2 separate regions of the Homo sapiens genome follow, and region 1 is linked to region 2. The links are chromatin loops, found by intact Hi-C in ENCODE. Cell type or tissue: OCI-LY7. All regions are shown on one strand. Links, peaks and the distances in the headings refer to the core of each region. The heading gives the core; the rest is flanking DNA.

Region 1 (16,131 bases), core at 6,606-9,105, 230 kb before region 2:
AACTTGGCCTCCTCTGCTTTTTGCTGTAATAATGAAGACCCAGTTTCTGTCCTCAACGCTGAAGGGAATAATGCTTACACGGAAAAGTACTTTCACTATAAGCAGTAAGAAAAGGGTGCTATCACCTAAAAGGGGCCATCTAATTCATGGACGGTAGAGGGAGAGGGAGAAGGTTTCCTTGATCCCCCAGTGTGAACCAAGGCCTGAAGGTAGAGAACACATCAGCCACAGCAAGGGGCGAATGAGCTGTGGGGAGGGAGAAAGAGTGGCCCATGCAGAAGGAACTGTGTGGGCCAAGGTCTGTGCTTGAAGAACTAAAATAATCAGTCTGGTAGAGGATTAAGTATGGTGGTGCTAATTGGGACTTGTGGGTCTTTCTTCTGAGCTGTATTAAGGAGCTTGGAGGCTCTTAAAGCAGCAATTGACAAGCAAGATTAAATTGTTGATCAAGCAAAATCACCTGTATAATTACTAGAAGAATTTCTATTTGGGGGATTCTTGGGACAAACTTGATTACGTCTCAGCTTTGTAGTTTTTTTCCGGATTGTGCAGTTGAGGTTACTTTAAAACGAATTTTTATTGACTCTCTGAACACAAAGGTGAAAGAAATCCCCAGAGGTCATTGAGATTTTTACCCCTGGCTTCAGGCAGAACCACACATAAATCTTTCCAGACAGATGGGTGTTTGTTGGCAAAGGTATTCAGCCGCAAAGAAGTAATAGCTGCTTTTGTTGACAGATTTAGAGATGTTTTGCCAAACACTATCTTAAAATACTATGATTAGATGTAATTTTGCAAAAATGAGTCTATAATGGAGGTGATTCGCTTGCCGTATCAGCTTAGGAGTATCTTCTATTTACAGTTTATTAAATTTACATTTGATTAATTTACACTGAGTGCAAGCAGTTACTCCGTAATTATCTCTTTGCCTGCATCAGAATACATGCAACATTATGTTTGGAAAATTGTGAAGTCAGAAGATGTTAACATTGGAAATACCCATTAGTGATCTCTTTTACCTCCTTACCATCCAAACAAATGCTTTATGCATTTAGATTCATGAGGGGTTCTTCAACTCTGTATTTCCCACACATTCTAACACAAAATTTTATTTATCTTCCATTTCATAATTTAATAGCTAATCTGTCACAAGCAACAATTTTTGTTTGTTTGCTTAGTTCTGCTGAACCCACCGTCATTAGACAAAACCATTATTTGAAAAATCTCTTTCAGGAAATCATATACATGGATATCCTATGAAGTTCTCATAAACAAGAGCTGTGTTTTCTTTAGTTGTTTATTCTTAAACTTTTCAAATATTTATTGCACACTTGAGACATTGTGGTGGATGGCATTTCAATATACATTTAACCCCAAATAATGTAAGTGACGGGTCAGCAAACGATAGCCTTTTGGCCAAATCCAGCATGCTGCCTGTTTTTGTATGGCCTTTGAGCTAAGAATGATTTATGAAATGGCTGAAAACATTTAAAAGAAGAATACTGACATGTGACTGTTATATGAAATTCAAATTTCAGTGTCCATAAATAGTTTTATTGGAACATAACTATACTCATTCATTTACATATTGTCTGTGGCTGCTTTTGTAACACAAGGGCATGTTGAGTAGTTGCGGCAGGCACCGTATGGTCTGCCAAGCCTAAAATGTTTACTATCTTGCTCTTTCCAGAAAATGTTTGCTGATCCCTAGCCTAAGGTAATCATGGTAATCTCATTTCCTTTGTGAATGATTGGTTTGGGAATGAACATAAAAACCTAATCCTGGGAAAATGAATATCAGAGGTCTGAGGGGGCTTCTTGGAAAGGTTTCTTAGCTGCTCTTAAGGAGGCACAGGAAAAGATGGTTCCTTTCTTTCTTTGCTGTTGTTGCCCCTGGATAAGGAGCCTGAAGATGTGTGTGGCTGCCTTGTGGCTATGACGGCTGTGGCTGTAAAGGCTCTGTACTGAAGGCATGGCCACCTCACTGAGTATGACAGCAGGGAGATGGGAAGAGCCAGATTTCTCATGCGGATATGAAGACATTAACTGAGCCCTGGATCCTACTCTGCCTTTGAACTTCATGTTGTATGAGGTAACATGCTTGCTTCATGTTTAAGTCATTTTGAGGTAGGGGTGGAGGTAAATTTCTGTTCCTTGGTGCCAAAGCTTCCTACATGGACATCAACAATACACTAGCCACTGTGTCAGGTGTTGGGAATACAGTAATGCCAAAAATAATATAAAGTAAAATGTTCCTGTTCTTCACTAGCTTAGTGTAGTAGGGAGACTTTCTAGAAAAATAGGATAGGGAACGTTTAAGGCTGTCTTGAGGAATCAGGGTAAAGCTCACAGAAGTACTAATGCTTGATCTGAGATTTGAACGGTGATTTGGACCTCAGCAGGCCATTTTATAGGACACCAACAATCCAGGAAAAAGAAGAATATAGAAAAAGAAGCAGGACAGATGAAACAGTATGGTGTTTGTTTGGGGATAAGTAGAAGCAGTTCAGTATGGCTGAGATGCTGAGGATGGAAGAAGGGGCTCGAGTTTCCTTAGCATAGAACTTGGATGCGCTGTTGTAACAACGACTACTATCATTGCTGCTAGTACAGAAGCAATTCTTACAACTATTTTAAAACTGTGACAGGTACACCTCATTTTATTGCACTTCACTTAATTTTGCTTCACAGATAATGCATTTTTTACAAACTGAAGCTTTCTGGCAACCCTGTGCTGAGCGAGTCTGTTGGCACCATTTTTCCAACAGCGTGTGCTCACTTTGCATCTCTGTGTCACATTTTGGTAATTCTCACAATATTTCAAACCTTTTCATGACTATTCTATCTGTTATAGTGGTCTGTGGTCAGTGATCTTTGATGTCACTATTGTAATTGTTTTGGGGTGCCACAAACCATGCCCATAGAAGATGAAGAATTGAACTGATAACTGTTGTGTGTGTTCTGACTGCTCTACTCACTGGTTGTTCCCCATCTCTCTCCATCTCCTCAGGTTTCCCTATTCCCAGAGACACAACAATATTCAAATTAGGCCAGTTGATAACCCTACAATGGCCTCTAAGTGTTTGAGTGAAAGGAAGTGTGGCACATCTCTCACTGTAAATCAAAAGCTAAAAATTATAAAGCTTAGTCAGGAAGGCATGTTAAAAGCGGAGAGAGGCTGACAGTAAGGCCTCTCCAAACAGTTAGCCAAACTGTGAATGCAAAAGAAAAGTTCTTGAAGGGAATTAAAAGGGCTACTCCTGGAAACACATAAATGATAAGAAAGTGAAACGGTCTTATTGCTTATATGGCAAAAGTTCTACTGGTCTGGATAGAAGATCAATCCAACCACAACCTTCCCTTAAGCCAAAGCCTAATCCAGAGCAAAGCCCTAACTCTCTTCAGTTCTATGAAGGCTGAGAGATGTGAGGAAGCTGCAGAAGAAAATTTGGAAGCCAGCAGAGGTTGATTCATGGGATTTAAGGAAAGAAGCCTTCTCAGTAACATAAAAGTGCAAGATGAAGCAGCAAGTGCTGATGGAGAAGCTGCAACAATTTATCCAGAAGATCTACCTAAGATCATTGATGAAGGCGGCTATACTAAACAACAGATTTTCAATGTAGATTAAACAGCCTTCTGTTGGAAGAAGATGCCATCTAGGACTTTCATATCTAGAGAGAAGTCAATACCTGGTTGCTTTTCTTTTTTCTCCTTTTGAGACAGAGTTTCACTCTTGTTGCCCAAGTTGGAGTACAGTGGCACAATCTCGGGTCACTGCAACCTCTACCTCCGAGGTTCAAGCTATTCCTCCACCTCAGCCTCCCGAGTAGCTGGGATTACAGGCACCCACCACCACACCCAGCTAATTTTTTGTATTTTTAGTAGAGACGGGATTTCATTATGTTGGCCAGGCTGGTCTCAAACTCCTGACCTCAGGTGATCTGCCTGCCTCGGCCTCCCAAAGTGCAGGGATTACAGGCGTGAGCCACTGCTCCAGGCCCGAGAAGTCAATACCTGGTTTCAGTGCTTCAGAGGAATGGCTGACTCTCTTGGTTAGGGGCTAATGCAACTCATAATTTTAAGTTGAAGCCAACATTCATTAAGCATTTCAAAACTCCTAGGGCCCTTAAGAATTATGCTAAATCTACTCTGCCTATGCTCCAGAAATGAAACAACAGAGCATGGATGACAGCACATCTGTTTACAGACTGATTTACTGAATATTTGAAGCCTATTGTTGAGACCTATTGCTTCGAGAAAAAGATTCCTTTCAAAATATTACTGCTCATTTATAACGAGTCACCCAAGAGCTCTGATGGAGATGTACAAGAAGATGCATATTGTTTTCATGCCTGCTAACACAACATTCATTCTGCAGCCCGTGGATCAAGGAGTAATTCTGACTTTCAAGTTTTATTATCTAAGAAATATATTCCATAGGCTATAGCTGCCATACATGGTGATTCCTCTGATGGATCTGGGCAAAGTAAATTTAAAACCTTCTGGAAGGGATTTATTCTAGATGTTGTTAAGAACATTCACGTTTCATGGGAGGAGGTCAAAATATCTACCTTACCAGGAGTTTGGAAAGTTGATTCCAACCATCATCAATGACTTTGAGGGGTTAGAGACTTCAGTGGCGGAAGTGGAGCCTAAAGACGTGAGTAAACTGCTGCAATCTCATGTCAAAACTTTAATGGATGAATTATTTCTTCTGGATAAGCTAAGAAAGTGGTTTTGGGGATGGAATCTACTGGTGAAGATGCTGTGAACATTGTTGAAATGATAACAAGGGATTTAGAATATTACACAAACTCAGTTGATAAAGCTGCAGCAGGATTTGAGAGGACTGACTAATTTGAAAGGAATTCTACTGTAAGTAAAATGCTATCAAATAGCATCATATGCTATAGAGAAATCTTTCATAAATCAATATGGCAGACTTCATATTTGTCTTATTTTAAGAAATTGCCACAGCCACCTCAACCTTCAACAACCATCACCCTGATTAGGCAGCAGCCATCAACATTGAGGCCAGAGCCTCCACAATAAAAAAGATGATGACTTGATGAAGGCTCAGAAAATCATTAGCATTTTTAAGCAATAAAATATTTTTTAACTAAGTTATGCACATTGTTTTCTTACACATAATGCTATTGTACACTTAATAGACTATAGTGTAGTGGGAACATAACTTTTATGTGCACTGGGAAACCAAAACATTTTTGTGACTCTTTATTGTGATATTTGCTTTTTTGTTCTGGTCTAGAACCAAACATGCAGTATCACTGAGGTATGTCTATATACTACTAATGTATTGGTATTAATAACCAATACTTAACCAATACATGATATCAACCAATACATTAATATCATTTATTGAGTACTTACTAGATTAGGCACTTTAAGTATATAATCTCATTTGATTCTTATCAGAGTTCTAAGGGGAGAGTCCTGTAGTTATCCTAGTTCTAAAGATAATTAACCAAGGCAAAATGAAGTTAAAGGATTTGTCCAAAGTCACACAGCTAGTAAGTGTAGAAGTGGGAACAAATCTTTGGTCTTTCTGATTCAAAGCCAGTGTATTTGAATAAAGACCGTATGCATAAAGCCTTTGGGATCCTGTAGGATAGAGTTTGGTTATATCTTGCTGCATATTTCATATCCAGTGGATTCTATGACTCTTTCCCATAATACACAACCATTATTATGGCTTTCAGGAGCTACAATATATTTGCGTTTCAAAGATGTTTTTATCTTTTAAAAAATACGCATTTGGAAGTGAAGTGAATTATGGAAATTTCAGACACACACACACGCACACACATATACATATATATGTGACTTAAAATGAAAATTTTCAATACCCTAATTTATGAAATAAAATTCTGAAGTGCAAGGAGAAAGAAGACAATTGTAGAATTCAGAGGTAGTGGTAAATAGCTGGATCCGATGAAAAGCAGAGCAGAGACTGAGCTGTCAAATATCAGGGTGTCAAAGGCAATTAAGAAGAGTGGTTTCAAATAAGTGAGGCTGATGAGAAAGTGAAAAGGAAGAGGGAGAGTCTCTGGGGTCATATGGGAGAAAAGTGACAAAAAAAGGGGCCAGAAGAAAGGCAGTGGGAAATACAGGAGGTCACTTGTGGTTGGATCTGAAAAGCATGGGGGGCACTCGCAGATAGGGCAGAATCCAAGAGGGAGTGAAGGTGAAGTCTGTAGTTGTGTACAGCCACCTGGACTGTGGGTCAGATGGCCAGCATCCAAATCCCAGCTCAGCCACTGTACCGCCTAAGGAGGGTAACTAAATCTTTGAAGTCTTGTTTCCTCATCTGTAAAATGGAGATAAAAGTAGCACCTAACTTGTAGGGTGTTAGGAGGATAAATGCACTCATGTATGTTAAAAGTGCTTAACACAGTGCCAGACACACAGTAAAGTGTTCAATAACTTTACTGTTGATATTATTATTATCCTATCAGGATGGAGCTGATCAGTCTTCCAAGCTCCATGCACAGTCCTCTCCACAAGGCAGACTGGTGGTGCCTGTCCAGGATAGCCATTTAAAGTCATCTGTTGCATTAATGAATGGCGCTTACCCCTTAAATTGTTATCATTATTATTTTTTTGGTTGGACCACTTCTGCAGTTGATTTACCCATCCTCGTGCAAGAGTATACAGTGGTGAGAATTTTAATGCACGAGTGGTTTGGGCAACAGCCTCAAAATGTCTTATTTTTACTACGTATTATTATAGCATTACATTCATAGTCAGGGGTCAGCTGCTATTTCCTGAGGTTTATAACATGCCTGTTTTAATTAACATCAAGCTAAATTTTGGCATACAGGTGGTCAGCCCAGATGTGAATGTTATTTTTAAAAGTGCCTTATGGCTGTTAAATCTCTTTCTTTAAAATAGCAAAACATATATGGGTGTGTGTATGTGGTGGGGGAAGGGGGGGTGGAAAGCAGTAAAAATATGAAATACTGATTAGTTCAGGCCTTCTATAGACAAGCTTCAATGACGAAAAGATTTCTTCAAAATTGTTAAAATATGCTTACATAGGCCACAAACTAATACATTGAATAGAAGCCAGAATAACAATAAAAATGAGGTGGCCACACACTGGATAGATAAAAGAGAGTGTATGGAGGGCTGCATATGCACTCTGCAGTTTAGAAAAATAAGCACGGGGCCTGAGTAATATGTCACAGGGATGCAGTTAGTAGAGGCGAGAGGCAGATACAAGGTTCCTAACTTCTAGAGGCAAAACAGGGCTCAAATCTTTAGTTTATCTAAATAGTATATCCTGGATATGTGCGTGTGAACACACAGCATACACATAAATACTTTGTCTTTCTCTCTTATACACACATATCACACATATACACACCACATACATATCATAAGCTCGGTCACTAATCGATGTTTGTTAATTTAGGAAAATTAATTTGCTCTCTCTAAACTTTATTATTTTGTTTTGCATCTAGCATGCTGATGGCCCATGCAAGTCATCATTGATACCCCCTTCTTTTTTATGCTTATGTCCAACCCATTGCCAAGGCCAGTTAATTTTACCTCCTCCGTATTAATCAAACCTTTCCATTTCTCTGTCTCTACCACTGCTTTCTCTAAACTACTGCAATCTCAGTCTGGGCCACTGGGGTAGCCTCCAGCCTCGTCTGGCTACATCCACTCTTGCCTGCCTCCATCCACTCTTGCCTGCCTCCACATCTATTTTCCACACCCCTTCCAGGGTTATCTATTTGAAATGAAATTGAAATATATCACTGCTTGGTTTAGGACACTTCAGTGGCCTTCCACTCATTGCTTTTGGATAAAGACAAAACTCTTCACCATGGCCTTCAAAGTCTTGGCCCTCCTATTTCTCCTACCATGACCTTCTGAATGTCTATGCCCTAAATAGAAATCGGATTTCTTCTATTCTCTTGTATTTCTCACATTCCCTACTAACACAGAGCCTTTGCACAGCCTGTCCTTTTTGCCTAAAATGATTTCCTCCTTTCTTTCTTCATTATACAATTAATTGGACCTAAAATTACTTAAACTGGGGACAGAGTCTTCCTCTCTGCAGTGAAAAGGCCTATGCAAGTGCAAATAACTATGGGAGAAGGAGCATGCTGATTATTTGAAAGTATAAATGACATATCTTGGTTTTCTGACAGGGAGCCTATTTAGGTAGAGGAAGAAAAAAGTAGAATCACTGACTAACCATTATTTAAGGACATCAATGCCATAAAAATTACAAGTTATATGTATCTCTCTCTTCTCAGGATCCTATGTGATCTATACTATGAGGTAAATGCTATTATCATCCCCATTCTATAGGAGAGGAAACTGAGGCTAGGAGAAGTTGAATAACTCAAGCACACTCAGTTCCTAACTAGTTGACCTGGATTCAAACACAAGTTCCATTTTATTCTAGAATTATAGCCCATTCCTGTTATCGCTCAGCTACCTCCATGTGCAAGAACAAAAATGTACAAGCATAGAGTTTTAGGCACCAGTGCTAATAACGATCAATATTCAATACAACTTCTAGTGTCTAGCCTTGCAAATCAATTGTTTTTCCAGTGTTAAAGGAACAAAGTCTAATAAAATTTGACCCACTGGCAGGGCATCGTCATTAGTCTCCAAAGTTTACTGTGTAACTGGAAATTGTTTCCAATGGAACTTCCCAATGGAAGCTTCTCTATCCTTGGATGATACTCTGGAAATACCAAAGTAAGCAAGTCCCACCCACAGAGAAGGTAACCCTGGCTCTCTTGCCATGTTTATGGCAAACATTCAGTGAGTCTGCTAGAATTAAATGGCAAAATTCATCACAACTAATTTCTATTTGTCATCTATTAAGCTACATTGTTTTGTCCTCAACGTCAGGTTAAATAATGAACCTCTTGCAATGGAGTAAATTAACTTCCACTTTATGTTCATGTCATTGTCAAATGGAAACATCACTTGCACAAATGAAAAAGATTCATTAGTAACACAAATGCACAAGCTCCACTCTAGTAAAAGATAAGAGCGATTGAGACCTTGTCATAGTGGGCTGTCGCTGAGCCTCTCGTTATTTATGACGCCTGCTGTAGTCTTTGGAGATTATTTTCAGCAATGGCAATTAGCCCACCGTGTATCAGGGGCAATTATAGGGCAGAGTCTGCCTCTGACAGGTATGCTGCCTTGGCTTCCAGGGGCTGTGATCTTTGAGAAATGCATTCTCATCTGCTTGCTGCCAAGAGAGACTGGCATCCCTGCTTTCTCATCGGTGGAGGCTAGGGAAGGGAGCTATGCATGGCCAGCTACTCCTAAATGCTCAGCTGCCTGACATGAAAGGCCCTTCTTGATCACACTGCTACCTGATTCGGGAAAGTCACAGCCCTTGATCATAGATAGGACTAGGATAATCTGTCATTTCACCTGAATTTAATTCCTAGCTCGTCAGTCCAAACATTTCTCAGATGTTCAGATCCTGATTGTCTAAATGGTCATTTATTTGGGTCCTTTACTTCTCTTTACTGTTTCATTTGCCTTCATAGGCTGTTTTATTACATGTTCACCCTTCAATTAGGAAGCAAATAAAAATAATGATAAAGCATTCACATATAGGTGTGAACATATATTTGTACTTCCTTTCTGAAAAGCAGGTTAGCAAAGGAGATCAAAAGCTTCAAACAAACAAACAAACAAAAAATTTAATCTAGGTATTTCACTTCTAAGAATTTATCCTATGGAGTCAAGTGTGAATGTGCACAAAGATTTAGCTACGAGTTATCTTTATATTAGAGTGCTTAAGACAGGGAGAGAATAACGTAGGTTAACATATACCTCTTTTTGCAGTTTAATTTTTTAAACTTTTAATTTGTTATGGTTACATAATAATTGTATATCTTTATGGGGCACATGTAATGTTTTGATACAGGCATAGGATGTGTAATGATCAAATCAAAGTAACTGGGGTATTTATCATCTCAAGCATTTATCATTTCTTTGTGTTCAGAACATTCCAATTCCACTCTCTTAGTTATTTAAAACTATACGAGAAATTATTGTGAACTATAGTTACCCTATTGTGCTACTGACTACTAGAATGCTAGATCTTATTCATTCTTTCTAACTGTATTTCTGTACCCATTATGGCTACTTCTTAGTTGCTGAGGTAGAAGCTTTCTTGACCACACAATTTTGGGTGGCTGCTCAGCCCACAGCGATTTCCCAGCTGGTTATGTTTATGCTAGCTCTCTTTCTTCTTCCTGGTAATGTTCTCTGCTTCCATTGGCCATGGGGGTGACCATGTGACCCAGACCTGGCCAATCACAGTATCTCTCTCTCTGGCCACAGAAATTGGTCCACTTTGGCCACCCACCCAAATCCCTCACTCAGATTTCCTCTCTGAAGTTTTCAGAAAATGAAGGTGGGATGGATGCATTCTCTTAATAGTTTTATTTATAGAATTGTAAAGATGTGAGCTATCAGCTGTCCATTTGTTTTCAACCTAGTGGGGAAGGCATATAGTGACCAACGAAGCAACACCTTGAGTGGAGTATTTGCAAATGAAATATGTCTGACATATTATCTCAGCCAGTGGCATTTATAAGGTCTGTGATTTAAATGAGCCACGCTGTTCCTTAATTCCTCTTGAAGTGGGAAATTGGAAATGATGGCATTCTCATCTTTCTTGAGAAGGTCCTCAGTTTATCCATATTGTAAAATGAACTCAACAATACCAATCTGTTTCCACCAAGGGGTGAAGCAAGGTTGTGTGAAATGAGAGTTCATCACATACTTTGAGATCCTGGACTGAAAAAAACATCTGAAGCTCTAAAGTGCAATTAGCACTTCCCTCTTTCTTTTCTTTTTTTCTTTTTGGCATAAAGTTTGAAAAAGTTACTTTAAAACGTTCTGTTAAATTGATTTTCAGGATCGTGAATGCTGAAAGATTGACAGCTCTGGGAAGAGCGCCATCTCTCAAGTGTGCATTTTACAAGGAGCAGTGAGTTGAGATTTCCCCGCTATGAGGCCTCTGCTGAGGTGACGTGCCCAGCACTCAGCGCAGGAGGGAAGCGTTTCTGTGACTTCTGTAGCTTTTGCTCTATTCACCATTGATTCCAAGTTACTGTGACTTCACAGACATCTTCATGAATGTGAACTGAGTCACCTCCAACTTGTGCCGTCTGGGTCACTGAATGTGGTAACAAGGGAGAACTGGGAAGCAGGTCCAACTTACCTTCAACCTCAGCTGTCTGACTCAGGCAGAGATTGACTGCAAACACCAGAAACATAAACATAGCCCAGCTGGCAAAAGTAAAGGAGAAAGTGGAGTTTTATTGCAATTGGCCATCGTATGTTTACACAGGAAGCAAAGTACAGCTGAAGCCCTAAGAGAAATCTAGGAAATGAAGGGCCTCTCTTTGTTTTTCAAACGTCCCCAGGTCTCTCTCATTATTGCTTTTCTCGGCTCCAACTCTCCTTTGCTTGTACACAGTCTGAATGGTCGCCTCAGCCTCACTCAGCTTCTACTTTCTCAGCCTCTACAAATCCCCTCAGACATCTAACTGATGAGGCTCTGTGTGTTTCTTGGTTTACATGAAAAAAATTCAGAGAGAGAGAGAGAGAGAAAGAGAGAGTGTGTAAGTACAGCTGATGGCTTGGTGAACCTATAGAATGGACTTCCTGGTCATTCCTAGTGTAATCCAGAGATGATCACAGCTATGTGGGTAGGAGCAGGGTAGAAGGAGATGGCGGCAGATAGGCAGGACTTGGCATTACTAGTCCATTCTTCAGTTGATGGATGGCTTTGTAATATAGCAACTGATTAGACTGAACTGCATGTCCCAGGATTCCAGAATCCCTTTCCTGATGTGTTCCCATTAGGGTAGGCTGCAGAAAGTTTCTTTTCATAAGATCTGGAGACTGGAGCTGAAGCAGTAGCCATTTTGTAGCTTCCACACACTGTCAGTTGTCTGTAGGCTCACCTCTTTGGCATGAGGCAGCAGCTAGGCAGGTCTGCATAGCTTCTCCAACTTTTGGGCTATGTGTGTGCCTATCTCCAAGATGAAGGGCTCTGGCCTCTGTAGGAAAAGCAGACCATCAAGGTCAGAGGCAGTGAGCACTGACATAGGTTCCAGTGCATCCTTGTGAGCATCAGCTTATGCAGTGGCTTTCAGCTTCTTGCTCTCCTTTACTTTACATCCATCTTCCCTTTCCCCGGCCTGCCTTGCAGGCCCTAAGCTCCAGTATAAGATGGGAAGACAACAGCCTTGAGAAACTGCTTAACCAGTGCCACAATTAAGTAAAGTCAAATCCCTGTAAGAAATCCTTTCATATGCTTGTATACATATCCCTTCTAGTAGTTCTGCCTCTCTGATTGAGTCCTGACAGATACAGTAGATCCTCAGCTCCTCACCTTGCTGACAGAGTGATTCCTTACTTGCTAGCAAGATGGTAAGTGATTCTGTCTTCTTTTTGGTATCCAGATCCTCTGCTCAAACCTGTATTCTTTGGGTGGAAATTTCTTGTATTTTTGGTCTTCTTTGGATTACCCTCTACCTATAGGTACAGTAAATTAATTCACGCGAAGGTGTTAGCAGCTAGAAGACCATTGAGTGATTAGGGACAACCCCCCAAATGTCCTCCTAGCCTGCCTTTATCTCCTACTGCTCCTCTCTTTGCTCATGACAGTGCAGCTATGATTATCTTCTTCCAGAGTCTTGAATATGCCAATATGATTTCATATTTGCCACTTCTTCATGTACTGTTCCCTCTACCTGGAATGTTCCTCCTCTGCCTCATCACATGTCTTCTGTCTTCACTTTATCTTTAAGTCTTATTCAAAATGTACCTTTCTTGAAGGGGCCTTCCCAAATAACCACATATTACATTGAACCTGTGGAAGCATGAAAGTTATTTGGAACATTGTCTTAAAAAGGAGCTAGAGGCTGTATTTGGGTTTGAAAGGAGAGTGTGCGGTGATTGATTAGCAATGTCTGCCATGGGTGTAGGATATAGAGCTGTGGGATTGTTTCTGTGTATTTTTTCTCTTCGGCTTAAAGGATCTTGCATTAACTAAAACCCCAAATTCTAGTGTTGCTGCTGACTTGCTATATGATCTTCACTTATTCATGTGACCAGTGCCTAACCTACCTCACCAACAAGTCCCCACAGTTAGGTCATAGATCATCAGCACATGCAGGTAGTGGTGGGTGGGTGGGTGGGAGTGGAGGAGGGTGTCCAAAAGATAAATGTGAATATTCAATGACATTTGAAGTTCTTAAGGAAGCAAGACAGTTTTAGTGCCTTATGTTTAGAAATTAAAAAGAAAACAAAAGAAAAATCCACATGGAAATGACTCCTGGTTGCCCATTTTCTGAGGGAACTAAAAGGAAGGAGGAAAGAAAGGGGATATCTCACAGTGCTGGTTGTGCAGTTACTAACCAGCACTGTGAACTTTCAGCAAGTCCATCAACCTCTCAGGACATTGGTTTTCTGATCCGTAGCAGACATATTGCACTTACTCTAAGAGTCAGTCAAACTTTCTATAATAAAAATGTTGGCAAGATGGAGAGATTCTGAAAGTGGTGAAATTAAAGGATAGGAAAGAGATTCTCTGGGGAAAATAGTGGACTTACTGGCTGCTGATGCAGGACTGCAGCATTGCTTTAGGGAAGGGGGGAGTCTTCAAATATCTTTCCCCTGATGTCTCTCACCAGTTTTGATCTGTGACTTCAAATTAGTGTGTGAATGACAAGACACTACAAAGAAACATTAGGTGTTTCTGCAGGCATCCTTTGTGTGTCCAGGGGAGGAGAGAGGGCAGAGCTGGGGATCGGCGTTAGTCCAGAGAGATACCACTGCCTGCCAACTGCCCCTTGGGGAGCTCAGCAGTAAGCTGGGGAGTTACATGACTCCAGGCCAGTCTGATCAATAAAGGGCATCCTTACTATAGCAACACAGCACAGTGGCGGGGCTGCCGTTGATCACGTGCCCCCTTCCCCCGACGCTGTGGAGTTTGGAGCAGGCAATTAGAACTTGGAGGCAGCTTCCCTCAAAGGTTGAAGAGCTGACAGATGAGCAAAGAGCTTTCCTGCTCCTCCATCCCAGTGTAGCCATGGAAAGCTTTTAGCTTACTCACCTTTGGTATTAGCCATTGTTGGGTTATATTAGAAAAATCACCGAAGTGGCTTGGGAATGAGGCTTAGCATGGAGAAGTCACCAAAAGAAGAGAATTCTTTTAAATAATAGCAATAACAATAATCATAGTTAACTTTTATTGTCTGCGTGACTATTTGATTAATGTCTCCCCCTCTAGCCTGGAGTTTCCAGTAGTGAAGAGAAGACAAGTATTTTCACACTCTTTTATATCCACTGTCTTGTGGCCATTCCATATTTACTGAATGAAAGAGTCAACTGTTAATTGTGAGTTAGGCACCATTGGCATAGATCCTCTTGTTCAGTCCTGACAATAATCCTCTAAGGCAAAGACTGTTATTACCCCCATTTGATTGACAGAGAAAAAAGAGGCAGCAAGGGTTTTATAGTTATTAAAGCAGGGTTTCTTAACTCTGGCAACACTGTCATTTTCGGTCAGACAATTGTTGTGGGGGGCTGTCCTGTGCATTGTAGAATGTTTAGCAGCACCCGTTGCCTCTATTCACTTGAAGCCAGCAGCACAGCTTCCCCTCCCCATTTGTGACAGCAAGAAATGTCTCTAGATGTTGCCAAATGTCCCCTTGAGGGAGAAATAACCCCCACTTTTTAGTAGGAAAGATGGCACGTCTTGCCTGCCCTTCACCGTGTGCATGAATGGTGATATGTGCTACATTTATTTTAGGTGATGTGTTGCTCTGGTGCAGCTTAAGTGGGGGTCTTTTGTTAGGCTGCTTGAGTGTGTTTTTGTGTGTGTGAGCAGGGGATACTCAGCCAGGAGGCATATCATGTTTGGGCTCTGGGCTCATGGCACATCAGTGATAAACTGGGCAGGTCCCTCAGCCTGAAACCTGGAAGAAGGGAGAAGACTCCAGGGAGTTTGGGAGGTTCCTTCTGAGAATCAAATTAGGTCTGAGAGAAAATTGTATTGTCTGTCCTGGAATGATTTTTGAAGGCAGTCTAATATATGTAAACAGCAAAGACTTAGGAGACTTTTAGACTCTGATGTGAATGCTTGTGCACAGGTCATTTAATTCCTCTGAACCTGTTTCACATCTGTAAAGTCAGGGAACCTGGGAAGACTGACTTCAGTGATGGTCAGTTCTGTGGCACCCAGGCTGACAACGGCTCCTACATTGAGTGTGTGTGTGTGTGTGTGTGTGTGTGTGTGTGTAAAAAAAAGGGATAGGCCAAGCCAAAGTTTCCCCAGGGACGACATCCTTATCTCTGCTCCTGTCCTCATAATTGTAACCTGCATTGGGCATTTTCTGTGTGCCAGACACTGTTCTAAGAGTTTCATATGTATTAATTCACTTAATCCTCATAATCCCTGACAAACACAGCCCTCTCCAAATGCCCAGCCAGCTAATCACAGAACTGGATTTCAATATATTTCCTTCATTGACATTGTTTAGAGAGCTAGTGGAAATTCTTATTATCAATGAATTCCAAAAAATAAAACCAAAAAACACATGATTTTAATTTCGATCTGCTGTATATAGAATTTTGGGATCCATGATTTTTTTTATTTCATATAATATAGGAAGAGTGTTTCATAATTATTCTTAAAGCAATTTGGGACCTCCTTGCTGATGGTAGAAGCAAAATAACTTCATGTGGTTTCCCCCACAATACAATACATACTGCATAATTTTCCTATTTGGAAGAATGATGTTTTCCAGATGCAATCATATATAAACCTAATTATCAAATGTCCAGCAGGGCATAATTTAAATTAATTTATTCTACTTTTTTAAAAAATGCATGTCTTCCATACTGAGATATTTTATTTATACTTTAGAAAACTATAGAATTTGAATTTTTAACTATTATGCTTAATTCCTCAAAGGAAGATAATTGCTTTCTGAAAATTCTTTTTTTTTTCTGTAGCAAATATCCTGTTCATTTTGTGATTTTGTTGAAGTAGTTCTACTCTTTGGGTTTGGAAGTCCAATAGTCCAGGTAAGACAGTTG
Region 2 (16,131 bases), core at 6,987-9,486:
GAATACAGCTGCTGAGGTGTTTGGGGCTTACTTGGAGAAATGAGGACATTGATCTGGGTGAATGGTAGTAGCTGTACACATACAAAGTACTGTTCACTTCTTTGCTAAGGTTTTATGTACACTCTGAGGATATCAGAGAATTCGGAGAAAATCCATGGCACAGATTGGATGCATAATACATGTACGTACTTGATTTGTGTGTTTATGTACACTTATTTTCTGGCCAGCATATATTCTCCATCATTCCTAAGCGCAGGAATTTCTGGAAATACTCGTGCCTGTCATTTCTATCACTGTGTTCCCAGCTCCTAAAACAATACCTATCATACTGTTTCTAGGGAGGTGGACTTTGGCATGCCATAGGTCCTAAAGAAGTGTGGCCCAAAGCTAAGTTTTCCCTTGAGGATCTCACTAGGGCAATGGATGCTGGGAAAGGATGAGGCCAAATGTCATTCCTGCTCTTTAGTGTCTCAGATTTACACTGGGTGACACTACTTTTCCTTAGTTCATCAGGATCTCCTCACTAGGACCTCCCAACTTAACTTCTGCTATACAATGAAATCTTATTCGTGTGCCCACCACACCTTCTATGCTAGGAAATATCTCTGCATTAACAAAAACTTTACCAATGCAGTGCTTTAGTCCATAAGAGATGCCTTAAGAGCAGACACTGTGGAACACAGAGCAAACCAACAGGGGAGAGAGCTGGAGGTAGGGGATTATATTCTGTTCTTACACAAATTCCCTCATTTTGATATTGCCTTGCTTTATTGTCGCCCAAAGGAAGTCATTTCCTCAGTCTCTGTGGTGATACTTCCTTTACTGGAGGAAGAAAATGACCCACAGGGCAAGAATCAGGTCAGCCTAATTGAAAGAAATAAGATTCTTAAAGAAAACCCTTAAGATCCTTCCCTTCTTCTCCCTACCACCATTTGAAATCAGCATTCTTAGTAGCTTCAGTTTTGAAGAGTTCTAACTCCCTTGTGATGTTTTATGAGGAAAAGCAATTCCACTTGGGGAAGAAAAAGGCATTGCAGCTAGCATATTTGAGGACTATATTTTATTTATTATTTTCTTAAAAACATATATTTTCACACATTTTTTGCTGAAGTTATGTTTATGTGTATCAGCCCTTAGATAAAATGTGTGTACAACATAAATTAGTGAAATTCCCCACATGCAGGGTGGCAATTAATGATGTGTGAAATTTATTGCAAGTATTTTTCCCTTGCATAATGCCTGCATCTAGAGTATTACCAGTTTCTTTATGTATATATCATGCTGGATGTCCTCTTATGTGGCTCTGAAAGAAACATTGGCCTAAGAGCTCTGAAGTTTCATCCTGGCTTTGTCTCAAACTTTCCTTAGGGTCTTGGGCAAGTCAATTAAGTTTTCAGAACCTTGGTTTCTGAAAATTATACTATTTATAATTAGTTTTTAAAGTTATACTAATATAATTTAGGGAGTAAAAGCTCTGGAGCTTGACAGTCTTGGGTTCCAGATAGACTCTTAGAAGCAACATGATTTCGTGAAACTCATTTAACCTCCCAATACCTGTGTAAAGTGGAGATAATTATAGCACCTATCTTATAAGTTTACATGTTAAGAGACATAATCTGTAGATTCCAACTTCAAAGTTGGCTAATCAGACATGGCAGGCCAAAATTCCCATTGCACTAACCAAGCAAAAAGGATAAACTACAAAAATCAACTTTTAAAGCAAAGAAGGGCTATAGAAACAAACAAAGAACTAGACTAACTAAAACTTCAGATTTTCTTTGTAGAAAATCTAATGGTCACTGGAAGCTTTCTTAACTGGAGGCATTTGCAATTTCTGGGTGTATTCATTTGGTTTGCACTGTTATAAAGGAATACCTGAGGCTGGGTAACTTATAATTGAAAGAGGCTTATTTGGCTCATAGTTTTACAGACTATAAAAGAAGAATGGCACCAGCATCTGCTTCTGGTTAGGGCTGCAGGAAGCTTCCAGCCATGGTGAAAGGGGCAGGGGAGCTGATATTATATGGTGAGAGAGAGAACAAGAGAGAGAGAAAGGAGGTGCCATGCTCTTTTGAACAACTAGCTCTCATATTAACTAATAAAATGAGAACTCACTCTTTACCATAGGGACAGTATCTAAGCCATTCATGAGGGATCCTCTCCCATGACCCAAACACTTCCCATTAGTTTCCACCTCCAAAACTGGGGAAGAAATTTTAACATGAAATTTGGAGGGGACAAATATCAAAGCTGTATCACTGGGAGTGACCTAAGAACTGAACTTAAACAAAATTGAGGGATTTTATAAAGGAAAAACAAGTCAGCAGTTTTTTGGCAGTCAAAATCTGGAATGATAAACTGGAAAATAGAGGAGCTCAAATACAAGGGAAATTTGCTGAATTCCAGGAAGGCGTGAGAGACTGGGGCCTGGGAAAGAAAGGAAAAGTGAAAACTCCTGCTGTCTCGTGGGGATTATAGTGTGACCGATTGTATTAGTTTACCTGGGGCTTAGGGAGTTCCCAGAATGTGGGTCTTTTGGTTTTAACGCCAACAGAGTTCCAGGAAAACCGTCATGAATTGGTCACCCTAGGGACTTAGGAGAAAAAGATCTCATTAGAGGGAGGGGACTCTACAAAACGTACACAACCAATAACTTGCATAATATGTGAAGGTAAAGAACTCAATTCGAAATCTAGAAAGGTTAGCACTTTTAGAGTTGAAGAAATTGAGACCTCAAGGCTCCCAGTCAAAAGCCTAGGAGGGTCACATTTGAGGAACCAAAGATGGAATAAATCTTACTAAAACTTCAACCCAATCCAAACCCAACTAATCCCTTATAGGATTATAGGGATTTGTTTATCCCTGTGTCTGTCTAAAAAATGGAAAGGGGAACCCCTATTGGTAGGAAATACCATATGAAGACCTTATAGTTCTTATTCTAAATGTCCAGAATAGAATAAAAATTGCTAGACACAAAATAGGCAAAGAAACAGCAATAAAATCTAGGCAATAAAAATCTAGCAATAAAAAATAGGCAAAGAAACAGCAAGAAAAAAAATCTAGTAGAAACAGACCTGCAGATAATCCAGATATTGAAGTTTGCAAATGAGGAGTTTGAAATAACTATGGTTAATATGCTAAGGAAAATAGAGGTGAAAATTGACAAGATAGATTTAAGAGATGAAAATTTTTAGAATTTCAACCAAGAGTTGTAGTATATAAAGACAATCAAATGAACATTCTAGAACTTCAAATACAATTTTCAAACAGGACTATGGATGTAACAGAAGGCATAATTATTAAACTCAAAGACTGGCCAATGAATAATATCCACAAAGCACAAAGAGAAGAAAGAATGAAAGGAATAAAAGGGAGTATAAGGGTATAAGAGCCATATGAAAAACAATAAAAAGGTTTAATACCTATAGTTGGTGTTACACTAGGAAAAAGGATGGTGAGGCAGACACAAACATATAAATACATAATGGTCAAGAATTTTCCAAAATTTATGAAAGCCATTACACACAGATTCAAGAAGCTCAATGAATCTCTAGTAAGATTAAAAAATAAATTAAATAGGCACATCTTATTCAAGCAGTTAGAAAACAAAGAACAAGGAAAACAATCTTAAAAACAGCCAGAAGAAAAAGATACATTACCTTCAAAGAAGAAATAATTAGACTAACAACTAACTATTCGTTAGCAATTATTAAGGCCAGAAAACAATGGAATTATATCATTAAAGTGCTTATGGGAAAAAAATTACTAATCTATAATTCTGTACTCAGTAAAAATATTTTTCAAGAATTAATGTGAAATAAAGAACTTTTGGACAAACAAAATATGGGATAATTTATTACAAGCAAATAGACATTCTAAGAAATAATCTACAGGAAATTCTTCAGGCTGAAGGAAAATGAACCCAGGTGGAAGCAGGAAAAGATGAAGAATACCAGAAAGGATAAATAGATAGGAAAATATAAACAAATATTGCTGTTTAAGGAACAGTAATAGTGCTGTCTTGTACAGCCTATCACATAAGAGTGAAGAAAATATGTCAACAATAGCACAAAGGGTGGAGAGTAAAATAAAAGTGGTTAAACTCATAAGTGTCTTAAATAGACTGTTAAATTCAGGATTGCATACTGACGTATCTAGGGAAATTATTAAAAATAAAATACAAGAATGTACAGTTGAAACACTATTAAAGAACAAAATATTGAATAAAAGACATATGAGGCATCCAAAAGAATGCAGGAAAGCAGGAATAAGGAACAAAGAAATAAACAAAAAATAGATAACTAGAAAAGAGAAAGCCCCAGTGAGTATCAGTAAGTACAGTCAAGGTACATACCCTAGTAAGATTGTCAAGCTAACTTTTTGAAAAAGACCTAACTATATGTCATTTATAAGAGATAAAATTTGAATATAAGATGGTAGTTAAGTTGAAAGTAAAAGGATGAAATGAAGATGCATCACAAAATACAAACAAAGGAAAGTTGGAATGGCTATATGACTTAGTCCGTTTGTGATGCTATAATAAAATACCCGAGACTGGGTGATTCATAAAGAACAGAAATTTGTTATTTACAGTTCTGGAAGCTGGGAAGTTCAAGATCAAGCACCAGCATTTGGTACCTGGTAAGAGCCTCTTGCTACATCCTCCAAAGAGGCCAAATGCCATGTTCTCACATGGCAGAAGGGACAGAAGGGCATAAAAGAGAGAGTTTTCTCTGAAGCCTCTTTTTAAGGGCATTAATTTATTCATGAGAGTAGAGTCCTCACGAATTAATCATTTCCCAAAAAGTCTCAGCTCTTAATACCACCACAATGGGGATTTAGTTTAAACATGAATTTTGGGTTTCTGTTTGTTTGTTTTTTATTTTACTTTTTTTCGACTTTTAAAAAAATTGAAATAGAGTCTCACTTTGTTGTCCAGGCTGGAGTGCGGTGGCACAATCACAGCTCACTGGAGCCTTGACCTCCCGAGCTCAATCAATCCTCCCAAGTAGCTGGGATTACAGGCTCATGCTACCATGCTCAGCTAATTTTTTTTTCTTTTTTTTGTTGGTACAGACAGGGGTTTGCCATGCTGCCCAAACTCTTGGGCTCAAGTGATCCGCTGCCTCAGCCTCCCAAATTTTTCAACTTTTATTTTAGATTCAGGGGGTACATGTGCAGGTATGTTACCTGAGTATATTGTATGATGCTGAAATTTGGGGTATGAATGATCCCATCACTCAGGTACCGAGCATAGTAACCAATAGTTTTCAACCCTTTCTGCCCTTCTTCCCTCAGTGTAGTAGTCCCTGGTTTCTATTGTTGCCATCTTTATCAACATGAATTTTGGAGGGGACCCCCACATGCAAACCACAGAACTATATAGATAATGAACAAAATATCTTATTAGAATATAGTGATTATTCAATAAATTGTTAACTCAAATTGTTCTTAAGAGAATCTTATAAAAAATCTTAAAATCTAATGCTTTGGGATTCTATAATATTAACTTAGAGATGATTCTTAAATTTTTTTACTGTTTCTTTCAAGCTACCTTTCAGAATCTACCATAAAAACACCATGTTTTTTATTTCCTCAGGCAAATTTTTCAACAAATTATAAATATATTATATATATGTGTTTATATATAATATCTATTATATATGTATCTGAACATTTCAGATTGCATATATAACATAATATACATGTTATATATCTCAATTGAAATAAGAATATATTTGGACATTAAATATTTTCAATTTAAACTCCTTAAAATGTGCCCAGTGCACTTTAAGGAGAGTGTTGTGATGTACCAGCACATTTGAAATTCAGGCATTTGTGAAAACTTGGAATTTGGAGGTTTAATCCTTTAAATTGTTAAATCCTATGTCTGTGGGAATTGAAACTGTAAGGGAGTTTAGATCTCTGTAGGTATCCACTTATTTTGCAAGTGGCATATGTGCAGCCCACAAAGGGTAAGAAGGATAAAGCGTAGATCCTTGGCCTCCTGAATCATTGTCCAATATTCTTTTTACTTTGCTATCGTGAAGACCTTTCTTAAACACATTTAACAAGTGTTTTAAGAGCATTTACTATATGAAAGGCATTGAGCTGCTCATTGCATATACAATAAAGAAAGGCTCTGCCATCGATAGGTTTGCAGTCTAACAAAAAACATAAACCTCAAATTAAAAATGTATTATTTTATTAAACTTTTGATGAGTGCCACAGCATGTGATGTGTTCTTAGGAGAGTGGGATTCAGCCTGGTAGAGGCTTCATAGAAGGCATTCCTTCTGAAGGGGAATCAGAGTTAACCAGGAAATAAAGAGAAAGAAGAATATTTCAGGTGGAGAAGAGAAAGTTGGTGACCTGAGATGGGAAGGAGCTTGATGCTACAGGAGCTGATAGAAAGCCACTGTAGCTGGTGCCTGTGTGTTGGGGGACGGAGAGAGGGAGGGTGTCACAATGTGATCTGCAGCAAGACTAGATATTGAGGGGCCAGATTGTGAAAGATCTTATAGGGCTCACCTGCTAAGATTTTGGAAGTTGTTTGAGTATCACTAAAGAAAGGGAATAAAATGTTCAGATTTATATATATATGTGTGTGTGTGTGTGTATACATACACACACACATATATATTTACATATGAATATATATTTAAATATTTGTCAAGTTTATTTATCTATATTTATGTATATATTATTTATAAATATACTATTTAAATATTTAATATAAAAATATTGAAATATTTGTCATTTATACATAAATATATAAAAATTGGAACATTTCAGATTAATTTATATATAAAAATCAGAACATTTATATATGTAAAATATACTTATAAATATATAAATATATATTTCATGGAAGAAATAGTTATTAAAGGCTGGCAGAGTGATCTTCACACAGAGTGGAAGATGAAAGCTAAGAATATAATGTAAAACTCCAAAATGCAGCTTTTAATAAAGGAAAATATTAGAAATGTTTAGCATGTAGACAACAATCTAACCCACAGTGATAGTTTGCGAAGGTGTCAGTGTACTATGGGAACATGGAGGAGGTATTTAGGATTATATGAGTACTTTCCTTATCTTTTATTTGGTATAATTTTTAAGGCACCAATGTGTATAATTTGTAATAATTACCATCAAAAATAAATCGAGTAGATTTGATAAAGTGTCAAGTTGATTTGTATAAATATATAATCTGAAATATTCACATATATGAACATTTTTATAGATATGTAACCTGATTTTATACTTGTCTGTAAAATTTCATGAGGGCAGAGACAATATTTTTCTTGTTCAACATTGACTCCTCAAACTCTGGCACAGTGCCTGCATATAAACATTCAATAATTATTTGACAAAATAATGGATGATAAATGGATGGATGGATGTACAGATGGATGGATGGACAGATGGACGGATGGATGGATGGGCGGATGGATGGATGGGTGGATGGATAGATGGACGTATGGACGGATGGACGGATGAACGGACGGATAGATGGATGGATGGATGGATGGATGGATGGATGGATGGATGGATGGATGGATGGAAAGAATAATATGGAAAATGGGTTAGAGTAGGGTAAAGTAGAAGTAGGAGACCAGTTCAGAGGCAATGAATGCCCAGGGAAAGGTAATGGTGGCATGAAATAGGTGGTGCAGTGAAGATAAGGTGAATTATACAGATTTGAGAAATTCTAAAGAGGCAGACTTTACATAACCTGATAATGATTTCTAGTTTCTGTTATGAACACCTGGGTGGATGGAGGTGCCATTTATTTAACCTAGGAGGAGCAGGTATGGAGGGAGATCATAAAAGTCTCTCATTGACTTTTGTACTTCTCTGCAGAGAGTGAAGTGAACTCTCTAATCCCTCTTTGAAGCCTGAGGAGCTTACAGGGACAAAGTGTCATCATTGTGCTCAGTGGGAACATTGCCCTGGGCTGTAGATGAGAAGCAAAGGAGAACAATTTACAAATAAAATTGCAGTGTTATTTATTTATTTATTTATTTAAGTATAGGGTGACGGTCTTTGATATCAACTTGTTTACTTAACAAATTTGTCTTTTATTCTCATAAAGGACCATATTTCATGATTCTTAGATGAAAATATTTAACATCTCTGAAATTGGGATATGTCTTACAATTCACAATGCCTGCCTAAGACAAAGGTTTGCATGCAGGTAGCTTATTTGAGAATGGATTTCTAGGGCCAGGAGAGGGCAAGTGAACAAGAAGTGGGGAAAGGTAATGCAAGGTGATGTTATTGAATGGCCTAGCCTGTATGTGACTAGTAATTCACCCAGGACCTTCTGTGGAGAGTTTTATGAAATTTGGCTTAGAATCATCTGCTGTGAGGACATTGTCTACAGTTGGTTGTGGGTTGCTCCATGGAGCATGACCTCCCCACATCCTTAAGTTGCAGGTGTGTAAATGTCAAGGCTGCAGGCATTCTGCAGTGCAGTGTCAGAGAAATTCTGGGGCAGGAAGCAGTCAGAAGCAGGCCAAACACTACACAGAACTGTTGTAGGTGAAGTGGTGCACAAAGGATATGTGCAGTGTATGGTTTAACTGGCCATGCTTTTTCTTTCTTAATTCTACATACAATAATGGTATATCTTACATAACACCTTATATCTTATAGCTTCATAACACCTTAGATTTAATGGAGCAAAATGGACTGTTGACATTGCAAAGATGCATTTTGTTGAGATGAGATTTGAATAAGCAACATTAGTAAAACTAAATTAAGCCATTTTCCACAAGGCAGAGACTGCAATTCTTATTTCTTATTTCTCTTCACTGGAATTGTGTAGGTAAGTTTCCAAAACCAAGACTTTACCTCTACTATGGAAAATATTCTACCTGAAAATAACTAGTACAGTATTCCATCGTATACGCTGGTATAGGGGAGCATTTCTTTTCTTTAAAGAATTGAATCTTTATTTCAAATGAAATCTTTTTCAGAACTCTGTTACATAAAACAGATAAAAATGGAAATGCGCTGATTGAAGCAGAAATGGGGAGGGGGTGTTCCCAGGACCCCACAGCTCTGTTTTCTTATCTCCTGTGTAGGCTTCTCAGGCCTCTACATGGAGCCTTAGAGTTCCAACAATAGGGTTAAGAACATGTAATAGACAGGAGACTTGCTGCCTGCCCCCTGCCCCCAAGGCATTTACGTAGTGTCCATTCATTCTTGTTTTAAAAACAATTCTAACAAACTCAGTAATATGGTTTCCCAGCTTGTAACAGATTTAGAAGCAGTAATTTATATGGAATAAATAGCTATTAAAGGTTGGCGTCATGATCTTCACACAGAGTGGAAGCTGGAAGCTAAGAATATAACTGCAAAACTCCAAAGTGCAGCTTTTAAAAAAGGGTGGTATTCAGAAATATTTAGCATGTAGACAACAATTCGATCCACATCAGTAGTTTGCAAAGATGTCAGTGTACTATGGAACATGGAGGAAGTATTTAGGATTATATGAGTACTTCTCACATCTTTTATTTGGTATAATTTTTAAGGCATCAATGTGTATAATTTAGAATAATTATAAAAAATAAATCAAGTATATTTGATAAAGTATCATTTCAGTTACATGGAACATTTTTGTGAGTAGAATATTGTATTTCTCAAATTGTTGAATAAGCCATACATCCCTGTGTGTATCAGTATTCTTTTACCTCTAAGGGGTAGGAAATGCAAGTAAAACCTGTATATAGATGAAGAAAGTAGTTGAACATCAAGAAGCTTTAGCTAGGGTTTGATCCAGCAGCTTACTATGTTACCAAATACCTGATTTCTTTCTGCTTTCCATTTTCACTTTAGGCCTGGCCCCCTTCATGGCCACAGTATGACTTGTTGCTTTCTCATTCACATTCAGCAGGAATGGGGAGGAAGATAATGAGGAGAGAAAGGGGGAGAGAGAGAGAGAGAGAGAGAGGAGAGAAGTTGGTTCTCCTTCCTTAGTCATTAAGCAAAGATACTCTCTCTGATTGGACCAACATAGTTCATGTGTCCATCTCTGACACAATAACTGTACTATACTGTACTCTAGGGATGAGATTATATTAATCAATTTAGGCCAGTTAGGGCTTGACTATTAGCTGAAGATAGTGTTAATTCCCCCAGACCCCATAGTGATACACGTGGAGAAACAAATGTTCCTCCTGTTACCTGGGAGGGTAACAGACCATGTCCACAGCACTGTTTCTCAAGGTAAGTATTGATCAACTGGACTCTGAGCTCAGTGATATGAGGAATCATTTCTTTTTTTGTCTGTTGCTGTAGCCCCAGCATGAGCACAAGACCTATCATCAGAGGAGCCCAATCAATATTTATTTATTTATGAATGAACAATGGATTTTTTTTCTGTGCGGAGAAATACACAAATTTTTATTTCATTTTCGCACTTCTTGCTACTCCCTGGTTGCAGTTGTTGAGGAGCTATTTCTGGCTTGACAAGAAGCAGGAAGTATCAAGATCAGTCACTGAACAAAAAACATTTCCTCCTGAGGTTTTTAGCACTATTTCCAAAACAAAAGAGAATGAAATCAGTTGGAATAAGACAAGAAGAAGTCAATCATTTATTTCCCGTGCTATGAATGTTAAAAAGAAGAACGAGGAGGAGAAACAGGAGGGGAGGGAATAGAGAGAGGGACAGGGAGAAGAAAAAAAATGGAAAGGAAGAAAGAAAAGAAGAAAGGAAGGGAGAAAGGAAAGAACATCAGGAGAGAGGGAGAGAAGGAAGGGAGAAAGAGAAGGAGAGAGGGAGGGAGGGAGGAAGAACATATAACTAGAATCTAGCTCCAGTGCAAAGGTACTTGGAAATAGTGGTTAGCCTATGACATCATTTGCTGAATGATAGTTCAGTGTGTGTGTGTGTGTGTATTTTCTGATAAACGTCAAGCCTAATTTGAGGCTTTAACATTGACCAAACAGCTATGAGAATGTGGATAGCAAGTTATAAATCACCCAGCCATTTGGGTGTGGATAAAAGTTCCAAGCCAAATACCTGAGTGTCCACTTCATAACGGGTATAATAAGGCTATTTGAAAGCATGACCTAGATCCCAAGCTATACTTTTTTTTAAGAGAACTCTGTGACGTGTTTATATGCACATATTGGAATTGTATCCAAGGGGAAAAAAAACAATTGACTTTCTGACTTTGTAGTCTTTCACTGACTTTTAAGGTATTTCATGAAATGAAGTAATAACTTCAAGATCAAGGACATTTTCCTTTGGGTCTTCATCAATTATTTCACTTTCTCTTGGCAAGGGCCTCCACCCACTTCTTCCAAAGTATCAACCACTGGGCTGATGCTGCACTGGAAAAAATTACTGTCCCTCTCTCTCTCTCTCTCTCTTCCTTTCTGGATGCATGTTCATGCCATTAAATTGTTTTAATCACTTCAACTTTTACTATAGTTTGGCAATAGGTATGTCACTGAATTGTATGTTTCCAGTTTAATGCATTCAGAATGCATTCAAGTAGCTTCCAATGCACTTACTCATTGCTATTCAAATGAGATAACCATATTTCAAAAAACAGAGCTCAGAGAGAGGGATGAGGTGACTAATGGGTTATAGGGGAAAACCATCTATCAAGACACACTGGAGACTGGACAGATGGTGAAGAAATACCCCCAAGTCCATTTCCCCAGCCCTGGAAGGCCCACTGATTTTATTTCCAGCAAACACACACCTTGGCTAGCTTCCCCTCACAAGCTTCTGGCTAATTTTTCCTATATTAAGATCTTAGAGAAGTAGGAAACTTACCTGTTTCTCACACCGAAGTTCATGAAAAAGCCAACCCCATAAGGAGCCAATCTTAGGAGCCCTAAGCAAGTGCTGCCAGTTACAGAGACAGCAGTGGCACAGCACTCATACATAGTGCTGGTTTTTAATGAGTGTTAGTAGGACTAGGACAAAGTGGAGTTTGGGGCAAACATTCAAAGTAAATAAAGTTTGTTCTCTTCACCCTACTTCTATTACTCATCTTTTAGGTCTCCAGGGCATCTTGTAACTCCATGAATGCCCAAGTTTCAGTGCTGAACTTCTCTCTTTCTTTGAGAAATTAAGAAATTGACGCAGCTTCAGGCCGGACATAGTGGCTCAAGCCTGTAATCCCAGCAATTTGGGGGGCCGAGGCAAGCAGATCACCTGAGGTCAGGAGTTCAAGACCAGCCTGGCCAAAATGGTGAAACCCTATCTCTACTAAAAATACAAAAAAAATCACCTGGCATGGTGGCGCATGCCTATAGTCCCAGCTACTTGGGAGGTTAAGGCAGGAGAATCACTTGAGCACAGGAGGTGGAGTTGCAGTGAGCCGAGATCGTGCCACTACACTCCAGCCTGGGCAACAGAGCAAGACTCTGTCTTAAAAAAAAAAAAAAAGAAAGAAAAAAGAAAAAAGAAAAAGAGAAGACATTGACCCAGCTTCTGAACTTCCAAGCCCTTCTTTTATATCAAGTGACCAGGATGATACCAATTTCTTGAGAATGATGTTGGACTTACACTAGACGATATGCATAAAAAACCTTGTAGAACCAGGCACATGTTAGGTGTGTTTCCTCCTCCACATTCTTTCTACCTTGGCCTTTCTTACAAGTTCCAGGGAGCTAACAGTGAGCTTCAAGGCAGAAAAGACTACCCCGTGACCAGATGTCTGGGACCTGAAACTTTAAAGTAGCCTATCAGGCAATTTGGCAATTTTTGTCAAATCCTAAGTGTGAGTCATCCAAAACAATACCGTTTCTAGAAATTTACCCTAAAGAGACATTCACCTAAGTATACAAGATGTGCACAGAAGGATGAACATCACGTCATTGCTAATAATGACAAAGAATTGCAAACTACTGAAACAACTATCAAAAGGGTACTGGCTAAACATGGTATATCCATACAGTGAAATAGGATACAAGTATTTTTAAATGATGTGACAATTCTATTTTTATTGATATTAAAATTTGTTGATGTGATATTCTAAAATAAAAAGAGGTTTACAAATCAGCACGTGTAGAGTGATTTCACATATGAATCTGTTTATCTACAGCTATACTCATTCATACAGCTCTGCAAAATCAGATGGCTACAGAGAGATATCTGAAGAATGTTAAATAGGATTTTAACATTGTTTTATCTCAGAGTAGTGGGGTCTGAAGATATAGTCTACTTTTTTTCTTTTACTTTTCTATGAAAAGTTTTCTATGTGAAAACAATTTTAAACAATAGGCTTATGCCATATTTATCCCAAAACATTAAAACTATCTTTCGACCTGTCCCCTGAAACGCTGAGCATGGATATTTCTACCCCAACTTGTACCTCATCTGTTCTCCACTGCTTATGATTACTTAAGGAGCTGTTTATCTTTCCATGAGACTGAAACCTCCTCTAAAATAAGGGTTGTATCTTTACCCCAGTCCACAGTGCCACACACCATTGCACTAACAGAAACTCAGTGAATGATTTCCACTTTGAAGTCTAGACCTCTGGTGATGTGGAAGCTGTTCCAAATTCTGACGTTGCCTGGCAGTGAAGCCATGGGGAACACCTGAGATGGCTCGTGCTAAAACATAAGTAGCATGATCTTGGAGATTCCTATTTTTCCTAATCTCATTATTCTGAAACCTAACTTGTTCAATGCCTACAAAGCAAATGAAATCAGAGGACACATAGATCAGATTTATAGACTCTAAAATGCTGCAAGAATGTAATGTGAGATTAAAAATGGAAAACTCAGTGCCAACAAAAATAATAGCGACCCAAATCAATAATGATCCTAATAAAAAGAAAGACAATTCTAGTGGGCTCTAAATAACTTCCTATTGCCCTTTGTCTTTCCCTGCCCTCACCTCTGAGCCTTAATTCCTTGTGGACTTAACACTGATACTCAGTTTGGGGATTAAAGCAGGACCTGACCTGGATTTGCTCCACATTGCCAATGCCCTAGATTGAAATGTTAAAGGACTTGGAATAAAAAAGTTGCATTTTCAGTAACGGCTTCATAGTGGCTGGGGAATTAATGTCAGCCAGGCAGTGATTTCCCAGTGGTTGGGTTTGTAGCAAAAGTCTTCAACTTTTATGTGTGGCCTGTTTGAAGTTGAAAATTGTTGTTAGACTCTCCAAAGTTGTTTGAGGTGTCACTCATCCTTCCCTTTTGTGTTGGGGTGAGGATGAGAAGCACAGCGGCTGGGAATAGTTCTGTGACTGCCACCCCCTGAGGCAGGTCCCTGCCAGGGCCCAATTGAGCCCATCTCCCAGGGTATTCAAAGCTTTCAGTGCAATGCAGCTCCGCATCTGTCTGTAGTCTTATCACCCACTACTCTTTTGCAGGAACTCTCCACTCCAGCAAGAGTGAGGAGCTCATGGCCCCATGAATGTGCTGTGCCAATGAGCATCTCTAGCATTTTTATTCAACATACGATTTGCCCTTTTAGGATATTGTGTTTCAGAGAGGCAGCAGCACAGGGAAATAATAATAATGATGATGATAGCATAGTAGCAATAATACCACAGCTAACATCTTACTTAGCACTGATTATAGGCCAAAAGCTGGACATAAGATTCTTTCATTTGGTTGTCTCAATAACCCCATCAGATAGATGCAAATACCTCCATTTTACATAGGACGCAATCGAGGCCCAGGAAGCTTAAAGGAGTTCACCAAGGTTATGCAGCCCATAAATCGGGGTTGGAATTCTTGTAGTGTGACTCTAGAACCTATACCTTTTGTTATTTTCTTCACCTAGGAATGTCTAGTCTTGGGAGCAGAAAGACCTGCCTTTTGGCTCTGTCTCCATCACGTACTGACTGTGTGACCTTGATCAAGTGTCTTTACCTTAAAATCAAGACTCCCTCATCTAAAGAATGTGGTAACACTGTTTTCCTTGAAGGATTGCTAGGAGAATCAGAGTTAATACATGCCAGGTGCCTAACCAATGAATGGTAGCCACGATATTTGTCCTTTATTCAATATCACCCTTTTTTCTTAGATCCTGCCCTATTGCCTCCTTAAAGCACCTCCTTTCTCATTTTTTTTTTTTTTTTTTGAGACCGAGTCTCACTCTGTTGCCCAGGCTGGAGTGCAGTGGCGCGATCTCAGCTCACTGCAAGCTCCACCTCCCGGGTTCACGCCATTCTCCTGCCTCAGCCTCCAGAGTAGCTGGGACTACAGGCGCCCGCCACCATGCCCAGATAATTTTTTGTATTTTTAGTAGAGAAGGGGTTTCACTGTGTTAGCCAGGATGGTCTCGATCTCCTGACCTCATGATCCACCTGCCTTGGCCTCCCAAAGTGCTGGGATTACAGGCGTGAACCACCGTGCCCGGCCACCTCCTTTCTCTTGACAGTGCCACTCATTAGAGGTTTTATGTTCATCCTCAAGGGAGACAAAAGAAGGCTATGAGGAGTCTAAAAATCTAAAGCTTAGGTGTTCCTCTGCTAGTAAACCTGGAAGAACCACACATCTCAATAACTGTGGGCCGGAGGAGGCTAGAAAATACTGGATCCACCCAGTAACTTCCAGTATAGGGTAGAGTAGCAATTCAATTCATGGGCTTGGAATTTAGAATTTAAATCCTGACTCTTCTATGCTCTGGGTGAAGCAAATAGCTGCTCCTGTAAGATAGCACACTCAATGCAATTTCCATGCCCTCCTGGTGCAACATCCACATCATAGAGGCTGGGAAACTAAAAATTGCATTGCCCAGGCTCCTTTGTACTTAGGACATCTCTACAAGACTTGGAGGCAGCCATGAGCATTGTGAGGTGACGGCTATGGGTAGGGAGAGAAGATCTTCATTGTAAAGGGGGCTCCTGTCCTCACATAGCTGTGGTTTCATTCCTAGTGCTCAGTCCCTAGTGTCAGAGGTGCTGTTGATGGGCAATGGAGGCAATAGGTGGTGGGCCTTTCTCCTTGATGTGTCCATATGTGGCCATGCAGTACCCAAACCCAGTTCTCTGGCCCTCTGAGAGCTTAAAAAAAATACCCCCAAAATCATTGTGAGATCTAAAGCATGATTCTCAGAAAATCATATGCAAGGGAAACCGGGAGGGGAAATGGTACGTAACTGAGCCTGTTCCAGGAGAAGGAACAGGGTTTGTGAAGTTTCATA

The links. Peaks named below come from ENCODE experiments on the same cell type or tissue, not always from the same donor. Only the 100,000 strongest peaks of a DNase experiment are listed, where the experiment ranks them.
Region 1: a loop joins it to region 2, with 10 times the contacts of the local background. A loop is called at or near these places in 1 of 110 quality-filtered maps.

What each region holds. Positions count from the first base shown.
Region 1 is chr5:158,276,756-158,292,886 of GRCh38, forward strand. No RefSeq gene overlaps it. Among named protein-coding and RNA genes, the nearest start is that of LINC02227, 120 kb to the right of the region's middle. In OCI-LY7, for the core only: CTCF peaks have their summits at 7,747 and 7,949; DNase peaks (open chromatin) are centred at 6,786 and 7,656; H3K4me3 peaks cover 643 bases; H3K27ac peaks cover 1,360 bases.
Region 2 is chr5:158,503,202-158,519,332 of GRCh38, forward strand. No RefSeq gene overlaps it. Among named protein-coding and RNA genes, the nearest start is that of LINC02227, 100 kb to the left of the region's middle. In OCI-LY7, for the core only: no CTCF peak of the experiment used is centred there; DNase peaks (open chromatin) are centred at 7,920 and 8,440; H3K4me3 peaks cover 1,406 bases; H3K27ac peaks cover 2,500 bases.